Linked DNA regions of Mus musculus: region 1 is linked to region 2. A link is a loop called in an ENCODE intact Hi-C map of the cell type or tissue named here. Cell type or tissue: left cerebral cortex. All regions are shown on one strand. Each heading gives the region's core, and the rest is flanking DNA. Links, peaks and the distances in the headings are about the cores only. Region 1 holds the start of Cdc42bpa (CDC42 binding protein kinase alpha). Region 2 overlaps Cdc42bpa (CDC42 binding protein kinase alpha).

The links. Hi-C counts contacts between places; a loop is a spot of excess contacts. Peaks named below come from ENCODE experiments on the same cell type or tissue, not always from the same donor. Only the 100,000 strongest peaks of a DNase experiment are listed, where the experiment ranks them.
Region 1: a loop joins it to region 2, with 2.0 times the contacts of the local background. A loop is called at or near these places in 2 of 42 quality-filtered maps.

What each region holds. Positions count from the first base shown.
Region 1 is chr1:179,958,253-179,961,168 of GRCm38, forward strand. Cdc42bpa (CDC42 binding protein kinase alpha) reads left to right here and starts at 2,508. Exons shown (of 37, transcript NM_001359541.1): 1 at 2,508-2,916. The coding sequence starts at 2,858. In left cerebral cortex, for the core only: no CTCF peak of the experiment used is centred there; DNase peaks (open chromatin) are centred at 708, 1,131, 1,637, 1,780 and 1 more place; H3K4me3 peaks cover 2,030 bases; H3K27ac peaks cover 2,192 bases.
Region 2 is chr1:180,115,014-180,117,929 of GRCm38, forward strand. Cdc42bpa (CDC42 binding protein kinase alpha) reads left to right here. Exons shown (of 37, transcript NM_001359541.1): 21 at 2,654-2,730. Among named protein-coding and RNA genes, the nearest start is that of Gm38331, 32 kb to the right of the region's middle. In left cerebral cortex, for the core only: a CTCF peak has its summit at 1,722 (motif pointing left); no DNase peak of the experiment used is centred there.

The DNA.
Region 1 (2,916 bases), core at 115-2,614, 160 kb before region 2:
AACTCGGGCTGTCTGGCTTGGCAGCAGGGGTTTTTCTTGCTGAACCATCTGGTCTCTGTGTGCTCTTTTAAAAAACTTTTAAAAACATTTTTATGACTTACTCTCCTGAGTAAATGAACTTGTTAAAAAATGTGTTGACTTCATTTTAAAAACTTGGTGAGGCTGAAGAACATTTCTTGACCTACATAGATGATTACAGACGATATAAAACTATCCCTTCCCATGCAACGTCTTTGTTAAAATGGTAGGGAAAAAAGACACCAATGGCAATGAAATAACAACAGTAACTAATGTCAAATGATATTATTTAGTTTAGGATCACATTTCACGTCTATAATTTTGTTACTAGTACAATTAAGGAACAGGCACACTCAAAGATTTCATGGCTGGAAATGATTAACCTTTTGTCTGAACCTATCAAGTATCACTCACATGTCAAGAACACATTGAAAATAATGCAGACCTTACTTATGCCAGCAAGAAGAGACTCGGAAAGTATACATTTCAGAAAAGATTCACTATATTCTGCGAATCACAGCAACTTTAACCTGAGCCGTCATTTTCTGACTTATCTAGGCCTTCGTTTCTGGTTCTCCCTGTTTTTGCATTACTGAGATGTAAGAATGATTCATTGCATGCGTTGCCACGGAAAACGGGTGTAGGGAAGGCATATAAAATAACCACGTTTTGGAGGAGGCGCTCACTTGGGGGTGGGGGCGATAACAGAAACGCAATATTCCGGTTTAGCTGTATCAAAAGTAGAACCTTCCATGAGCATTATGGAGGGAACTCTCTCAAAATCTAAGACCACAAAACCCTGAAAGGGCCCCACCAGCAGCAGGTGCCTTGGCTCTTCAGTGACTTGCTTTTTGCTGCATTGCTACCGGGCCGCAGAGTGGCTGTCCCCATACCTGAAAAGTGTGCTGACAGAGAGTTGTAGGTTTGGTGACAGTGACGAACTATGTTGATTGCGGGAGCTGAATCCCCAGGGGAGCTTGTCACCTTGGGTGAAGAATAACAGGCATGATCTAGGATATTTCTGGAGGAAAACATGCCAGGCTTCACATTGGGGGAAACTTTGGGAAACAGAAACGGGAATCCCTCTCCTTTGAGATCCCGCATGCACGACAGGGATGGTGAAGCAGACCAGTCTCTTATTATTTTTCCATCCTGGGGGAGTGACACAAACGCTGTGGATTAGGAACACCGGAAATTAGGAGTCTGGGGCGTGGGAAAGCCGAATGGGGGCAGGGTGGGCAGGTAAACAGCGTCTGGAGCGGCTGTCTTGTCTTAGAGCGGTTGGAAGCCGAGGGTACCCTTGCGGGACCGACGGCATCTCCGCAGAAGTGGAGGAAGAAGGCCGGCTGGGGGGTGGTCACCGCGGGGACCCCGGGCGGCGGCGAGGCACCGTGGCGCAGTTCCCAGCCCGTGCCTCACCGAGCCAACCCGTTCCACACCCGAGTCGCCCCGGGGGACCCCGCTTCCCTGGCTGCGGCAGCCGCAGCGCCGCGGGCCGAGGCGATCCCCCTCCCCCGGGGCTCGGGCTCGGCTGGGCCGCAGCGCGCCGCTTCCAGCGGGGTCGGGGGGCGGGGCGCGCCGCCATTTTGGATCCGGACGGTCCGCGAGCCTCCGCCTGCGCGCCGCGGCGCCGGGAGCGGCCTCGGGGAGCCTAGGGCGCGGGCGCGGGCGGCGCGGGCGCGAGCGGCGCGGGCGGGAGGGCGGGCGGGGGAGGCGGGCAGAGGAGGAAGGGAGTGGTTGGGAGCCGGGCTGCGGCAGCCTCAGGTCTCCTCAGCGGCGGCAGCGCCCCCTCCTCCCGCGCCTCAGCCGCCTGCGTCCGTCGGGAAAGATGCCCTCAGCCCAAGGCTGGGAAGAAGGGACTCGAGTCGCCGCCCGAACCGCGGCTGCCGCCCGCGTCCTCTGAATTCGTCAGCGCAGCCCCTCGCCGAGGGGCGGCGGCGGCGGCGGCCGCAGGGCGCGAGCGGGAGCCCGGGCGCTGCGCCCGGCGGCACGGCGCGGCCCGCCAGCGGCCTCCGGCATGGAGCGGGCTCGCGCGGCCAAGTAGCCGCCGCCCCCGGAGCCCGGCGCGAGAGCCGCCCGCAGCCCGCCTCATCCCGGCTGCGCCGCCGGCCAGGCCCCGGGAGAAGCCGGGAGGAAGATGACGCGTCCTCGCCGCAGTCCGCTGGAAGCAAGACTCGCTGCAAAGCCCTAGGAAGAAAGAGCTCGGAGCGGAGGCTCGGCGTGCTCCGAGCCGAGCCGGGAGAACTGCTCCGGCAGCTGCCCTCCCTTTGCCGCGGAGGACTCGCCCAGGCGCTATCCGAGTGGAGGTTGGGAGCATTTGCAGAATTTTTGGCTTTCCCTCCCCCTCCATACGTTGCCCCCTCCTCCTTTTTCAATTTTTCTTCTTCCCGGGAAGTGAATTGCTGATGCCAAGGGGACTTTATTCATTAATGATGCAACTGGATTCGTTTCAGGATTATGTTGCACGAATTGAATTTTGAATGAAGGAGTTTTTTTTTTTTTTTTTAAGGAGTGTTGACTCTTTAGTTCGTTGTACTTTTAATTATTATTTTATTTAAATGTACAATTTAATTGTATTATTCTCTTAAAATATTAAATCTATATTTTATGGAAACTCACCCTCAAGATATATATGTTTATGGGTGAAATTGGAGACGCTTCCGTTAAGTGAGGTGACTGGTGTATTGGATGTTTAATTCAGCACCGGCATTGCATGACAGTTGTTGAAATAACAAGTGGTTTATTTTTAAAAACCACATCTTTAAACTTTTAGGTTCAGATAGTAACAGTAGACATCGTAAGGGCATTTAAAAGAAAACCAGCAGAAATCGAAGCAAACATGTCCGGAGAAGTGCGTTTGAGGCAGTTGGAGCAGTTTATTTTAGATGGGCCAGCTCA
Region 2 (2,916 bases), core at 167-2,666:
TGGCCATCATCAATTACTGGATTAATATATGGGCTTTGTTTTTAGCTGAGAGTTTTCTTATTATTTTCCATACCCACAACACAGAGAGGGTTGGGTCTGGTTGGGTCTTTAATGCCAGCTTATACTAGGGAGAACAAACGAGCCACATAAAAGCACTAAATTACTGTATGGCACCTTTTTTCAATGATTGAATTTTTTATTTTAAGATTTATTTATTTTATGTATTCACCATTGCTGTCTTCAGACACACCAGAAATGGGCATCAGACCCCATTGTAGATGGTCGTGAGCCACCATGTGGTTGCTGCGAATTGAACTCAGGACCTCTGGAAGAGCAGTCAGTGCTCTTAACCACTGAGCCATCTCTCCAGCCCATTGATTGAATTTCTTAATGGCAAAAGTGTATAAGAACTAACAATTCCAGGATAAGCCATCCTGCTAAATGATCATGCTTGATTTTAATTCATACACAGCAGAGAAGTATATTAAGGAAGAAAAACAATATGTAATATAGGTGCCTGTAGTCCTAAAAGCAGTTTAACCAGAATGACACCTGTGCCAAATAAAAGCAACAGATCAAATTGACTGCATTATTTTTATATTATATCCAAACTTAAAAGACTTTGAAGTTCCTGGCACATGAAAGCACATTAAACAAAGCATTTCTTATTTAGAATATTGCAAAATGTCATTATGTTACAGCATGATATATTGTGCTATATAACTGAGTTTACAAAATGAGGGCAAAATCCTTTTCTATATTTTATTTACTATTTTATTCCCAATATCTAGAAAAGTATCTGCTACATTTGTGTGTATGTGTGGAGAGAGAGAGTGACAGAGAGAGAGAGACAGAGAGACAGAGAGAGAGACAGAGACAGAGAGACAGAGAAAGAGAGAGAAACAGAGAGAGACAGAGAGTGGTGGGGGAGATGGTGCATGCCTTGGCATCCATACAGAGGATAGAAAACAACCTTCAGAATTTAGTTTTCTCACCTGTGGGTCTTAGAGATTGAACTTAGGTCTTTAGGCTTGGCGCAAGAGCCTTTAGCTGCTGAGCCATCTCAGCTGTTCATAATAGGCTCATAATAAATATTTGTTGATTAAATATTTTCACTGTCTGTTAGAAAATTATGATAGAATAATATTAATATTGAGAAGCACATAAATCAGTGATTGGGAGACAACTGTGTAAAATGCTTACTTTGCAAGCATGAGTGTCTGATTTCAGATTCTGAGTACCTACATTCCCATCACCCAGGAGTGATACACCTAAAATCCCAGCACTGAGAGAGAAGGAAAACAAAAAACAAAAACAAAACCCTGGAGTTCACTGACAAGTCATTTTAACCAAATGTGAGCTTTAGTTTTAGTGAGAGACCATGTTTCAAACACAAAACAAAACCAAATGAAGGACAAGGGAAGATACCCAGCAACTGCCCTTAGACCTCTAAATGTAATGCATGACCGTACACCCAAATATAAATACAGAGAGCACCTGTCCTGTAACACAAACCAGTTGGCAAGTCTTCATGATAGAAAAGTCAAAGCTGCACAGTAGGGGCTGGAGAGAAGTCTCAGCAGTTCAGAGCAGAGGGATGGGGTGGGGGATGAGGGTGGGGTGGGGCTTCTAGAAGACCAGGTTTAATCTCCAGCACCCAGAGTAGCCCACAGCATTCTGTAACTCCAGTCCCAGGGTTCTGATGCCTCCTCCTGGCCTCCACAGGCACTGCATGCACATGGTGTACAGACACACATGAAGGAAAAACATTCATAGATACGAAAATTTTTTAAATTAATTATGATAGGCTATTTCTGCTTTACTTCCTCTAATATTTACTATCATCCTTGTATTTAGAGAATTTTTAAGATAGAAATTTAAATTTATCATAGTCAAAAAGTATATGTACATTTAAAAAAAATAATTGGAGAAAAAATGAATTTTGGATTCTTCATTCTTCAGGAAGCTAATACCTGAAATAGGAAAAAATGTAATTAACTATATTTGCTTTATTAATGAAATAAATATTACATTTCATAAATGCTGAAAAGATTATTTTTAAAAAAGTATTTCAAAAGATGTACCTTGTTTGGCTGGTAAATGAATTTAGAAAAGTCAAAGATAGACAAGCTTCTACTTTTATGTTATTTTTCAAACTGCCCAAAAAATATTTTATTTTATTATGACATATTAGATCAGTGGTTCTCAACCTTCCTAATGCTGTGGTCTTAAAACAGCTCCTCATGTTGTGATGACCTCAACCATAAAATTATTTCATTGCTAGCTCATAATTGTAATTTGCTACTGTTATGAATCTTAACGTGAATATCTGATACACAGGGTATGGATATCTGTGAAAGGGTTGCTTGACCCCCAAAAGGGTCATGAGCCACAGGTTGAGAACTGGTGTATGAGACAGAGAAGGTAACTAGTGACTGAGCACTGTCATGTAAGCTAGTCTAGTTTAACTGTTACAGAGTCTGGGAAACACTTGTGTAGTTTGGTTTTTTAACTATGTAGAGTTAACATGATCAATTTTGAAACATAGTAGCTTTATTTTTAAAAACTTTAATAGATTGAGACAAGAGAGGTTATCCATGAAAGTTATTTTTAGTTGTTCTACTTTAAAAAAAAAGTTGCTGCTGTTTTCTAGGTATAGAGCACCAAGACTCACAGCATTCTTTCTTGGCATTTTTGAATACGCCTACCGATGCTCTGGACCAATTTGAAGTAAGTAACTACACTGAAGACCCTTGGGTCTACATACAGCTTGCTCTGGGACCTAAATTTACCTGCAGTAAAACTTTAATTGCAGCTGCATAAGAGAACCTAGCATCATATGAATAAGTGAATAGAAACATGTAAGGGAGGAATATCTGCATTCTTATGGAAGTATGACAACATTTGTATGTAATA